Regions from separate parts of the Mus musculus genome. Here region 1 is linked to region 2. The links are chromatin contacts, found by Hi-C or POLR2A ChIA-PET in ENCODE. All regions are on one chromosome and are shown on one strand. The core of a region is the stretch at or near the end of the contact, and the rest is flanking DNA. Distances in the headings are between cores, read along the strand shown.

Region 1 (6,652 bases), core at 3,252-5,751, 45 kb after region 2:
CAGCAAGGCAAGACCACACTCTCCAGTATAAGAGCTTTCTCTTCTAATTGGAGGCCTCTGCCTCACCTGCTCTTTGTCAGCTCAGGGTCTCCTAGGAACCACACAGGGATCCTACTGAAACCTTGCCTGTGTTCCCCAGGACACAAGAACCTGACTCGTCACCATTCTGACACTGCTGGTTATTATATTTTAAATGCCCAAAGCAATTCAGTTTTACTGTCAATAGATATCTGCTTTCCCCCTCCAGTTTGACTGAAGACTGTAAACACAGAAAAGAATAGCAACCTTTTAAGGAAAACCCTGAAAGAGAAGCAGGAGGAGGTTTGGCAAGTGTATTGACAGCCTTAGAACGCAGGCAGGCCTGCCACCAAGGACTGATGCCATATCACACACACCTGACAATCTTAAGTGGCACCTGGGCAAGGACCCCCAACTCCTAGCAGACAGGTGATGATTTGAAAGTCATCACCCCAACACTCCTCTTAGAAATGGAGCAAGAGGGGACACTTTTTACGGACATTTTTTTAGTATTAGCATTTTTTTTTTCCCGAGACAGGGTTTCTCTGTATAGCTCTGGCTGTCCTGGAACTCAGAAATCCGCCTGCCTCTGCCTCTCAAGTGCTGGGATTAAAGGCGTGTGCTACCACCGCTCAGTCTTAGCATATTTTAAATTAGGAAACAAAAGCACTTTCAAGATATTAATTTTCTAGATTAAAGGACTATCTACAAACTATCCAAAAAGCAACTATGAGATGTTATTCAAAAGGATTTCTTTTGGGGAGAAAGTGACTCTCTTATTGTATAGCCCAACCAGGAACTTTCCATGTAGCCTAGGGTGGCCTTGAACTTATCACCTTCCTGCCTCTGCCACATAAATACTGGGATTACATGCATGCCAGCAATTCTCCAAGTGCTTTTATGTACTAAATTATTTTTCTTTCTCACAATTATATAAATACTTCCCTAGGGGCTGGAGAGATGGCTCATCTGTTAGGAGCACTGACTGTTCTTCCAGAGGTCCTGTGTTCAATTCCTAGCAATCACATGGTGGCTCACAGCCATCTGTAATGGGATCTGATGCCTTCTTCTGGTGTGTCTGAAGACAGCTACAGTGTACTCACATACATAAGATAAATAAATAATTAAAAAATAGTTACTTAGGCTTATTAGAGATACATTCTTCTAATAATTCATCTGGATTAATCAAAGTTGTAACAATAACCAAGAAACAAGCCTTGCTTAATTTAATATAATAAGCTACTACTAAAGAGCAAGGGCTGTGCTTTACAGGCACGGGGGAAACATCTCTAATGGGAATGACTGGCACGTGTTTAGTTGGCTCTGCCAAAGAAGGAAAGGGAAGGTTCTGTGGTAAAAAATACTCCTTTGAGGCCAATTCCAACAGGAACAGCTGGCTATAGACCTGGGAAGAGAAAAGCAGTCACATCACTGTGAAGTTACCAGATAGATACAGTTGTTAAAAAATCAAATCAAATCCAGGAGCAGAGGGGAAAGTAACTGCTGTCTAATAATCTCAGAGTGGTAGGTGCTGAGAACATACTGCCCTCAGTTTCAATATAGTGTGTTTAATTGTAAATTATCAGGTTCAATATTTAATAATGACTATGTCTAATAAACAGCTTATAAAATCGGTTCTTGCAAGCCAAAACTCACCAGTTTTGCACACCACTCTCAGAGGCTGCTCTGAAGCCCTGTTAGTTTAACTCTCTGTTTGCCTATCTATCTGTGTGTGAGAGAGCCAGAGCCAGAGAAAGTATGGGTCTCTCTCTCACACACATACCCAGGAATGGAGGTCAGAGTTCATTTGAAGTGTTATGGTGTAGGAAACCAGGCGCTAACACGGACAGTGCAAGGCAAAGTTTTATTTTTACAGCTCGGCCAGGCTTATATTCTCCTTTGGCAGAAAATGAAGGACCAGCTTTCTGTTTCTTACTTCCCAAAGCACTTTCTTTGTACTTTCTTGCTGTAATGGTGCTTGTTCATTCCGGGTTTTCTTTTCTGACGGTGCCGGGGATGAACCCAGAGCGTCCATTCTCCCACTGAACCACAGACATTCGGCCGCTTCTGTTTCCCTTGATGTCTAGTTGATAGCATTCTTGATTGTTCTTTGAACAGAACAAAGAGTCCCTCTTGAGGCAGGGGGATTCATACTTGGTCATTGCAGGGGCCCAGGAATGATGTCAAAATGACTGCAGCCATTATCGACAGCTGCTGTGTGAAAAGCACTTTGGGAAGAACTCTGCCTTGGGGCTGGGCAGAGTGGTGCATCATTGACCCCAGCACTCGGCAGGCAGAGGTGGGTGGATTTCTGAGTTTGAGGTCAGCCTGGTCTCTGAAGTGAGTTCTAGAACAGCTAGGGCTACACAGAGAAACCGTGTCTCAGAAAAAGAAAGAAAGAAAAAGGAAGGAAGGGAAGGAGGGAGGGAAGAAAGGAGAAGTTTCTCACTAGCTAAGAATTAGGAGTCCCAGTGCAGTTAATAAAACTGCTGGTGAGGTGAGATGAACCCCAGAGAGATAACTTTTTTTTTTTTTTTGGTTTTTTGAGACAGGGTTTCTCTGTATAGCCCTGACTGTCCTGGAACTCACTTTGTAGACCAGGCTGGCCTTGAACTCAGAAATCCGCCTGCCTCTGCCTCCCTAGTGCTGGGATTAAAGGAGTGCCACCACGCCCACGTAGAGACATTGGAGCAGCGACAACCACCATGCTTTAGACAGAAGCAGGTTCGGCCTTTCTCCCTCTCACAACTGTGTAAACCTGCAGTTTTCGAGGGATCTCACCAGAAGCACCATTTATAGTAAGGGACAGGCCTTAACCCCTTGCACACCCCCCTTGGCTCATGCATGGTTTTATCTTCTTTCTCAGCTAGCAATCCTATCCAGGTGCTTTTGAAGCCACACCTTAACCTCGATTATCAAAAAAAAAAAAAAAAAAAAAAAAAAAAAAGGGGGGGGGGTCTTCTTATTGATGCTGTGAGATGTAGCTTGAGAGCTACCAACATTATATGTGTGGTTGTCACTAAGACACGGCAGGGACACTCCCCCTTGAGAGGCCCACACACCTGTGGATCTGTGTGCATTATCTGACCCGAGCCCCTCTTTTTCTTCAAGCTGGCATGCCTTCTTAATAAACCCCAACTGTGTGTCTTATTGGCTCGCCCTAAAATCTCTCTCTGCAGTGAAATCCACTCCCACTTCACTTGAGAGGCAGCTGAGGAGTTCGAGCTGCTTCAGGCAGCAGCGTGGAGGTGTGTCTCGGGCCAGCTGTCAGGGGCGCTCAGTAGCACCTGTGATGCGCTGGGCTCCATCTGTAATAGAGATGGGGGTGAGGAAGCTGTGTTCACTCCCCTTTCATATGGGCAGCAGGCTGCACTCTGGCATCGATGATAAATCGACAGGTGACTAACATGGATCTTAGCATGATTAAGTGACTTGCCCAAGGTCACATCATTAGCAGACAGTCACTTAGAAGCTTGAACGTAGCTCTACTGTAGCAAGTAATGCTTTAATGCAGAAGTCTTTCTTAGCTGGATGCTTTCTAGGACAGTCCTGCTACAGGAGGTTCCTTAGACAAAGGATTGGAAGGAGGTCGGGTAGGAGCATGGGCAAGTGTGAGTCTTCCTGGGGACAGGCAGGGTGAGCTGAGGTGTGCAGAGTTCTCTCTCGTTCTGGATGGTTGCCATCGAGGTTGTGAGCAAGGGACTTACTTCCCCGGGGGTGACCCGTTGTGAGCAGATTCCAAGCTAACTGCTAAGATGAGCCCAGACACAGGCTCTTGTCTTCCCCAGGACCTCAGAAGTTGGAGTCAAGCAATCATATTTGCTGGAAGAAATGGAAATTAGGGTCTTCCTCAAACTCTGCTGGAATACGCGGGTGGCATGAGATAGCAGCCGCAGTTGCTTGTGGGAACGAAGCTGGTCAGGAAGGGGTTTCTGATGGACACGGATAGGAGGCAATAGCGCCACCCTCCTTGTAAAAAGTCTTGATCGCCCAGCAGGCGCATGAGAGTTGTGAGCCTCAGCTAACTTCAGAAGCCTTCTAGCTCAGAGTAGAGACAAGCCATCCAGCTGGCCTAGGCTGCCAGCCTGCCAAAGAGGAGGTGGGGGGAGGGGACAGGGGTGAGACCCCGTGCTGTCCACCCAGAAGACAGCTGGCGGGCGGGCGGCAGGTGGGTGGAGGTTAGCGGGCCACCCCTCCCCCTGCCCTGCGGAAGCAGCCGAAGAAACTGTACCCTTTTATTGTCTTTGCCACTGGGTGTTTTCTGGAGTAATTTAAACACTGCCAAACACAAGCCTTCCATCCTTTCTCTAGCCATTGAAAGGAAGCGGCAGACTTAAAAATCATCTGAGTGGCGAGGACTGGGCCAGGAAGACGGGAAGGGTGGAGGGAAGGGTGAGACGGAGGTGAAAGTATGTGGTTTGGCGGGTGGGACCAGGCTCGGGTGATGGGCCGAGACCTGCGGCAAGCAAGGGAGGAGTGCCCAGGCTTTGCTGGGCGGCGACCTCAGCGGGCAGGAGGCTCTGGGGAGGGCGCGGGGCGGGGACAGGCGACCTGCCAGGGCCAGTCACCCCCCTCCCCCCCCTCTGTGGGAGGAGGGCAGGAAAGAGGGCGGCCTTTATTCTGTATTAAAATCCTCCTCTCTACCTAGGACACGGTGTACTAACCTTGCACGGTATTTGATCCTATGCAATCAGTCTGCACTTGCCAGGCAGAGTCTTGGGGCCTCATGCATCTGCCGCACAGTCAGGGCGTAGACCATTGAGCCTCCCCTTCCCCCTTGCTGGCTTTGGTCTTCCTCTTCTCTGCTTTCCCTTCCGTCTGACACCATCCCACCCTTCCATTTCCTTCCTCGGGTTTGGGCTCTAGAGGAGCAGAACCCGCCTCCCTTAATTCCAGGTTCTGGGTGAGGAGGTATCACCAGCCCTAGCCAGTACCATCCGGAGGGTTTCGAGCCTCGGGGCTCTACACGGGGTGGGTCTTCCCTAATCTGGTCTTCGCACAACCTGATTATTGTACAAGCGCTGTGTTTGGTAATCTGGAATATTTCTCCCCAAGGCTGTACGGGTGTGTACGGCAGCTGTGGAACTTAGATAGACAGACCCGGGCTTCGGGTGTGTCTACCCGCGGCCCTCCTGCAAATCCTCTGTGCTACTCACGTCTGGAAACCTGGTTTAACCATGAGCAGAGTGAACCTGCTAGAGTCCATACTCACTCGAGCCTCTCCACCTGCAAAGCGCTAACAGTAACTTGCTTGCTTCTTAGGTTGTTTGGGGACTGCGGTTTAAGCGAGTCCTTCCCGAATTAGATCTGGGCTCCAACCCCAATGTTGCCACATGACAACTGACCTTGGCCTCTGTTTTCCAGTACGGGAGGGACAGTAACAGAACCACCCTCACTGGGCCCGCGGTGAACTCAGCTCAGTGCAGGATTTTTAAGTTGCCTAACACAGGTTGCCTGTCATAGTGAAACAGGACATTTTTTTTTGTGCAAGTAATTTGTAAACTGTGGTGTGTTCTTTAGAAATGTAGGCGGTTACTCGAATGCCAACAGGGTGAAATTCTGGGTTCCTGCCCCACTTTCTAAGGGAAATTGATCCCCAACCTCGCCCTGGGCACCCTGGAAGTTCCCTTCCTCAGCACTTCTGGGACCTCTGGGTGGGAGAGGCTGGTCCTGTGCTCCCTGCTCTATTATCCACCCCTCCCCCTTCACTTCACATTCTTTTCTGGAACTCTCAGCAGCTCTGGTAGGCTTCAATCCTGGAATCCTGTCCCCAACCTCTCTCAAAACAGATCTCGGACCACCAAGTCCATCCTGCTTTTCCTAGAGAGCCCAACTCAATCCTTCCTAGAGCTGGGGGGTCGCCCTCGCATCCCATGTAAGTCTTCCTCCGAGCTCTCCTATGATAGAGCAGTAACTAGCCCTCTATGCTGAATCACACTGTTTGAGTTCAAAGTCTACTTGGAAGCTAGAAGGTACAGGCCTGTAATCCCAGCACTTGGGAAGCCCCGATGCAGGAGGCTCGTGAATGCTGGACAAAGTTATGTTACATACTGAGTTTCAGGCCAGTGTGAGCTACGTAGGGAGCCGCCATCTCAAAGCAAAACAAACAACGAAACTAAATACAAACCCAAGTCCACCTAGAGCTAGCTTTGAGATGCTTTTGTTTTGCCTTGCTGAGCCTCAGTTTAACCATCTGGAAGATGGGAAGCCAGCAGCAAATGTTTCACTGCCCAGCTAGAAGGAATTAGAGGAGACTGCTTTGGAAGAGGCGATGTGAAGGTCAAGGTGTTGGCAGAAGCACAGTGCCTGGCATAGCACACCTGGAGGTTAGGTACAGTCCTGTGCTGCTGGATGCTTTCCATGAATGTCCTCCCCTCCCCCTCCCCGGGGGGCAGAGTATGGCCTCTTTGCAATGGACATGCCTTCTTTTGTATCACAGATCCTGGTCAGATCAGTCAGAGTGCACGTGCCTTGGGTACTCAGTCAGATGTGACCTCATCCCCTCAGTCATGGCTCTCTGCAAATGGACAGGATACTATGTAACAATAATGACTTGCCTCAAGTTTACGGAGCTCCATAGGTGGCGGCCCTTTCCCTGGTATCTCAATGAACTTACACAAGTATATCAAATCCC
Region 2 (6,632 bases), core at 899-3,398:
CTGCTTCCCTCAGTAATATATTCTGTTAGCATTCACAAAATTTATTTTCACACTTTTCCTTTTCCTTGGGGACTAAAGTGAAACCTTTCTGGATTTTTCTCTGGGAGCTGTTCATGGTTTGGTTCGGTGTTTCTTTAGCGCTCCCCATTTTTCAGCTCAACAGTGCAATTATCAGCTTGGGAGTGGAAATACTTCTGTCACTGAGAAAATGCAGATCTGCCCCTTTCCCAACCAATGCACGGGTGCGCTCTCTCTCTCTCTCTCTCTCTCTCTCTCTCCACACACACACACACACACACACACACACACACACAAAGCAAAACCAAACAAAACCAAAATCCCTGGTCTGGTTGCCTTCAAATTCGCCTTGACTCTAAGAAACTGTTGCTTGTTTACTGTCAGCTCCTGGCTCTGCCACCTTCACTCAGCTCCAGGACACTCCCACCAACCCTACCTCAACTCCCTCAGCTTTTCTTTCCTGTGTGTTCAAAACAGATGCGTTTTGGTTGGACCCGCTGTCTACCTTCACCCTACATTAATGACCACCCAAACTGTATTTGAAAACCAATGATTCACCAGACCTGACATCACATTTTCAAAAGAAAACCTTCTGGGTTTTGAAGTGGGATTTTACTAGTGCTAGGCCTCTAGTGTGTACACACACACACACACACACACACACACACACACACACACACGGCCTCTGTCTGCATGACTTCCACTGGGTATCTGACTTCATTATTCCCATCAGATTTACTCGACAGCCTCTTTCCAAATTATGCCAGCCCCTTAGTTCCCATAAACACTTGTAGGCGACTGTCCTTCCTGATTGGTAGTTTGCCTGGGCTGCTGTCGGTCAGGGGTGGGGGTGGGGAGGTGTCCCACAAAGATGCCTCTGAGACACACTTGAAAAACAAATCCTCCAAGGTTCATTATTTCCACCGCTCTGATCCACCCCTCCCCCAGCATAAACAACCTCGGTGTCCGCCTTCCCGGACAGACAATCCTGCTCTGGAGGTGCGCGGGGAGGGGTCGCCCTGGGTTTCCACTACCCCTCCCCAGCCCAGGCGGCTCGGCTGGCCTTAAGACATCGGGCCGATTCCCTTTCCTAGACCTCCCCTCCACCGCCCCCCCCCCCAGGGCTGTCTGTCCCCGGCCTCCTGCGCACTGGGCCCCGGGGTCCCCGCAACCCACCCGGCCGCTCGGCCCCGGCCTGGCCCTCACCAGTTGTAGGACGGACACTTACTTGAGCCCTAGGCCATTGAGGTGCTGTCCTATGAGCCTAATGACATCCTCATCGGACTGCGAGAGCCGCTTCTTCTTCTTGAGGCTGCTGCCCAGCTCGGGGGTGGCCTGGGCGGCGGCGGCGGTGGCGGAGGCCGCGGCGGCCCCGCCGGGAACCCCGTTATTGACACTCAGGCTGTTGCTATTGTTGCCAGCGGCGGAGGGGGCGGCAGGCAGGAGCCCGTTGGCGTGGGCCAGGTCCCCCGCGGACGTCGCCGAAGGGGACGACTCCCCGTTCTGCGCCGACAGGCAGGCGAGCTCCGGGGTCTGGCCCTGGCCCCCGCCGCCCCCGCCGCCGCCTCCTCCCGCCCCGTTGGCCTGCATGGTGCCGCCGCTGACCAGGCTGTGGCCGCTGCTCCGCTGCGGGGCGGCGGGGGCGGCCGGAGGCAGTCCCACCACCACCACCACGGAGGAGGAGGAGGAGGAGGCGGCCGGCGAGGGCGAGGGCGGGGGGGGGAGGCCTGCTCGGCCCGCCGAGGCCCCGGGCTCTCCTGCTCCCTCCGCCGCCGAGGCTCGGGGCTTCTTTCGCGGGGGCGGGGAGGCTCCGCCGGCGTCCGAGTCGGAGGAGGAGGAAGCGGAGGCCAGAGTTTCCTCGCCGAGAGAGGCCGTGGTGGGAGGCCGGCGGGGCGCGGCGGGGGTCGGCGGGGCGGGAGGAGGGGGAGAAGGAGGACCGGGCCCTTCCCCCCCCCTCCGGAGGCGCTCGCGGCGCGGCCCGGGGGCTCGCGGGCACTGGGGGGGGCGCGGGCCCGAAGCTGGGAGCCCGGACGGCGGCGGCGGAGGCGGCGGCGGAGGCAGCGGCCGCCTCGGTGCTGGGTCCGCGCCGCTCCGCTCCCTGGTGTGTTGATTCTTCCCCCAGCTGCTGTCTAATGGAGTCCGGGCGCTGGCGTCACAGGAAATGCCTATACTGCCCTCCTCGCTCACTTCCGGCAGCAGGTATGGAACCTATAGGGGGCTGTCACCCGGCACGTGTGTGTCCGGCGGCCGGGGTGAGGCCGTGGGGTGAAGGCGAGGGCGGCCGGGGGTGGGGGTCCGGCCCCGGCGGGGAGGCGCGACTCAGCACGACCTGGCCCGCCTGTGCGAGGCCGCCCTGGCTCCCCGGGTCAGGCGTGCGAGCTCGGCCTGCAGTAAGTTCGCAGCCTCGCTCCGGGGCCCTGCAGGGTGGGAGGCGGAGATCACGTCCTCGCCCTGCACCCTGAGTGACCCAGAAAGGAGCGAGCGGCCGGCGTGGAGGGGGCCGCAGACGCACTGGCACGGGCCAGGGTGGGGCCGCCGGCGGCCTGGTTTTGCAGCTTGTGACTTCGAGCACAAGGGTGTGCTAGGCCCCTGGCCACCGGCTTCTTGCTCTGCACTCAGGATTTAACCACTGCCTCGGTTTAGGGTGGAAACACTTGAACTTGCACAGCCAAGCACCACACACAGTTGTATCCGTGTCAGTCCAGGACAAGGGAGATGACAGCAGAGCTGAGTGTGCTCCACCCTGGGAAGGCGAAGTCGGCCGTAAACTGCCTTCCCTCTGGGAGGAAAAACAACAACTCGTGGGGGCAAGACGTTTCAAAGGCTGAGGGTGTGTAGAGGCGCTTTGCTTTGGAGTTTTACTAGGTTTGTTTTGTCTTTCTTTTAAGTGCTCGCTCAGATGTCTTGTTCCTGGTTCCTGTACCTCTGACCGAGGGGTGGGATTGGGGCACCGTTTCAGATTCTGGTTTGAAATTTTCAAGTGGCCGGAGTTTCACTGTCCCAGCGCTTTAAACGGCTTTCTTGAGTGGAGAAACACAGCAGCAGAGAACTGAGTAACTATGTTACTCTGTGGCAAATGGTCCATGGGGCCCTAGTCAGTTTCATGGACTTGGGTCGTAGCATGTAGACCTGGTGTGGACAGATATTTTTCCTGACGTGACTTCCATTTGGGAGGAAAACAACAACAAAAAGACCAAACAAACAGACCCAACAGCCTTAAGCAATACATCTTATGTCTCTGAAATTTACAACACTCACAGCTCAGTAATTTTTAGGTCTTTGGGGACAGCCTTTTTTAAATTTAGAAGTGTAATAAAAATTAGCCTATGATTTGTCAAGAATCCTGAGCTCTCTTCATCTTGAGACTGGGAAGAGAGACAGAGACCAGGGCAGTCTTACAGAGATCTAGCATTGTGGCTGTCATGCTTTAAATATGCTTTCAGGTGTCAGCTGTAATTGCAAAGTGACTCACATACGGTGTTTGTATTCACCTGAGACAGACCTTCATTTTAGCTGAGGTTCATAGGGCACAGACAGTATATCCAGCAGAGCCAGAATTACTAGATAGTCAATGCCCTCATAGAGCCCTGTACAGCAACTTTAGAAATCTCATTATCATGAAGGTTGTTAGTGTTTAGGCAAAATTTACTTTCTGAAAAATGGTTTATCGTAATCTACTGGTTCCTAGCAACCTTCAGGTGGATCAAGTCAGGAGCTTAGTTTGAGTAAAGTCTGTAGCTTTTATAAAGAAAAGGACCATTTAACTATAGGCCAGGTTTCCACTCCTTAACAAAGGGGGAGAGGAGAGGAGCAATGACTAGGACTTCATCACCATCCAGGCTCAGTGCGCACATCTCAGCTTTTCACCTCAGAGTAGCCTAGATGCCTCTTAGAAGTTCTTGAATTTATGAAATCCATATGCATGTGCCCCTTTTATCTATAGTAAAACATTGGGAGCTTATTGTCTGACTCTAGAGCCTTTAGAGACAGGTTTCGGCTCCACTTGCAATAATTTTGGAATACTGTTCTTCACATTCAGAAGGCTTTAGTAACCTCATGTTACCCACATGTTAAAAAAAAAATGTATAGTTGTCTTGCATTCCCTAGTGGATCTGGTCTTATCTCAGTCTTTCTTTTTGGCTAGCTCTCTTTTAAAAAGCCTTTTGTTTTTATTTTATTTTTAGTTAGCTCATAAATTATGTGTTTCAGATTGTACGGTGTACCTTTCTGGAAAGGTTTTAATCTCTTGCCATCTCTGTGAACCCTTTGTCACTGTTGCCGAATTGCTAGGCTTGTTTCTTCTGAAGACCTCCTGTCTTCTCCACAGCCCGATTATGTGGAGTTTCTCTGTCAAGACTCAGCTCCTGCCAGGCGTGATGGCACGCGCCTTTAATCCCAGCACTCGGGAGACAGAGGCAGGCGAATTTCTGAGTTCGAGGCCAGCCTGGTCTACAGAGTGAGTTCCAGGACAGCCAGGGCTACACAGAGAAACCCTGTCTCGAAAAACAAAAACAAACAAAAAAAAAAAAGACTCAGCTCCAGTGAACCTCCTTAGGGGAGTGTCTCCCAGCTTCCAGCCTTTGGTAGGACTATGACTTGTTAAGGACTCCCCAGGACCGGAGATTGCGGATGAGCTCATCCGCTGGCTCTCCTGAGGTCACTTAAGGGGAACCTTCTAGATCTCTGTCTCCTGGCTTTATCTCTTCTGTCCTCCTACAAAAGACCAAGCTGGGGCTAGGACTAAGTCAAGTTGCCTCTTAGGGAAAAGTTGCATGTGTATTTAGGTGCTTAATTAACTTCTGTTCTACTATATGGGGCTCTATATGAAAGCCCTGTGGTAGGTGCAAAATGGAGGAACTGCTGTGTCTGGTTCTACAGTGATGGGGAAGCAGGGATTTTCTGTGTGCACAGCTGATGGTGTCACTGAGAAGCAGACGTTTTGGTTGTGCCACCTTGTCAGGGATGCTGCAAAGTCTGCTGCTCAGTAGGTTGTTGAAGTAATTGGCACCAAGGCCTTTGCCAGGCTTCAGGTTCTCTTGGGACTGTGTATATTTGAGGCTGACAGCGAGGGTACGGACGTCTGGAGGGCAGAATCCCTGTGTGTTCATCTTAAGGCTGTGTTTTTCAAACTATGGGTCATAACCCACTTGTGAAATCCATGTACTTAGCCATAATAGATGGTTTTAAAGTAAAGCAGAAAATGATACAAGCATGAACAGTGGGGTAAGCCACTTGAGGGTGGCATGGTTATTTTGTAAACCTTTTGTTTCAGTGACAGATACTTGTCTGGGCTTTATAAAGTAAATGCATTTCTTCTCTTCTCAAAAGGATTTGAGTGCTGAAGAGACAAGAGCACTCCCTGCTCTTGCAGAAAAGCCATCTGATTCCCAGCACCTGAACCATCTGTAACCCTAGATCCAAGGGACCCAGGAGGCATGCATGGGATGCACATACAGGCAGACGAAACATTTATACAGATAAAGGAAAAATAAGTAAATCTAAAAAAAACCAACTGTCTTAGACTTTACAAAACAGCTGGGTGGTGGTGGTGCAGGCCTATAATCCCAGCACTCGGGAGGCAGAGGCAGGCAGATCTCTGAGTTTGAGGTCAACCAGGGCTACACAGAGAAACCCTTGTCTTGGAAAACTGAAACCAAAACCAAACACAGTGATGGAGCAAGTGGTGACACACACCTTTAATCCCAGCCTTTGGGAGGGAGAGATCAGCCTTGTCTGTAGAGTGAGTTCCAGGACAGCCAAGACTACATATAAAGACCCAGTTTCAAAAGGAAAGGGGGGGGGGGGACCCTCAGTCATCTACCTCAATCCTGATTGGCTAAAAGGCGGCTCAAGAAATCGAAATGACAGGCGACTATTATATTCCAAGGCAACGTTTCTCATCCTTAAAACTAAAAAGATCAACTTTCAAAAGTTGAGATGTTTTAAATATAAAGATGTTTATACTCACAAAAGTAAATTTTCACAGGTGTTGGTTAAACTGGTAAAAGTTATGTTTCTGTCAATATTTAAATTTAGGATTTGGGAGTAGAGCAGTTTAACATACAGAGCCCAGGCTGGCCTGGGACCGACTCTCTTGCCTTACCTTTTGGAGTGCAGAGATACCAAGCATGCACCCACACACACAACTCTTCCTACCTTTTCTTTGTTTGAGGTTGTAAAGCCGCGGGCTAGACTTGTTGCACTGGGGTAGGCTGGGGAGAAGCCGAGTGAATATGGGAGCTGGAGTCAGAATATTTAGTCAGTCGCCTGACTATGAACAAGTCATTTGACTTCACTGCCCCTTAGACACAATGCCATTTTTATTTTAAAGTAGATAATAACCCCTATTAATTTGTCTAATGGAGCTGGCAGATGTGTAAATGGAATTGGAAAAAGCAAACAAACAAGCAAGTAAACATGTTAAAATCCTTTAAAATAAATGTAAACCCCCAAGCATTTAAGGATTTGAGGCGGCTGTGTGTAGAGATAGCAGGGAGATGAGGATGTGAGCCACTTTCCTGCCCTAAGTCTGCCATCCAGCCATGGTCATGCAGCCATATGCAGTCATTCCTGTCATACTTCACCTCAGCCTGAGGGAGGGAGGGAAGGAGGGA

The links. Hi-C counts contacts between places; a loop is a spot of excess contacts on that map. ChIA-PET counts read pairs that join two places held with the same protein, here RNA polymerase II (POLR2A).
Region 1: a loop to region 2 is called in a map of heart, with 10 times the contacts of the local background. The contact joins the enhancer-like site here to the promoter of Wdr26 in region 2. A Hi-C loop is called at or near these places in 5 of 37 maps with a recorded cell type or tissue (gastrocnemius, heart, regulatory T cell and 1 more). POLR2A ChIA-PET finds 5 or more read pairs at or near these places in 2 of 5 experiments (Patski and embryonic stem cell).

What each region holds. Positions count from the first base shown.
Region 1 is chr1:181,252,374-181,259,025 of GRCm38, forward strand. No RefSeq gene overlaps it. Among named protein-coding and RNA genes, the nearest start is that of Gm39718, 31 kb to the right of the region's middle. Within about 2 kb of position 4,502, at least 3 of the 3 ENCODE cell types and tissues checked have a DNase peak (open chromatin) inside an H3K27ac peak, as active enhancers do; they include gastrocnemius and heart, where a contact is called at or near this core.
Region 2 is chr1:181,209,830-181,216,461 of GRCm38, forward strand. It overlaps Wdr26 (WD repeat domain 26), which reads right to left and starts at 2,149. Exons shown (of 14, transcript NM_145514.5): 1 at 1,247-2,149. The coding sequence starts at 1,608. It overlaps Gm38664, which reads left to right and starts at 1,607. Exons shown (of 6, transcript XM_011238899.2): 1 at 1,607-1,670; 2 at 1,981-2,217. The coding sequence starts at 1,607.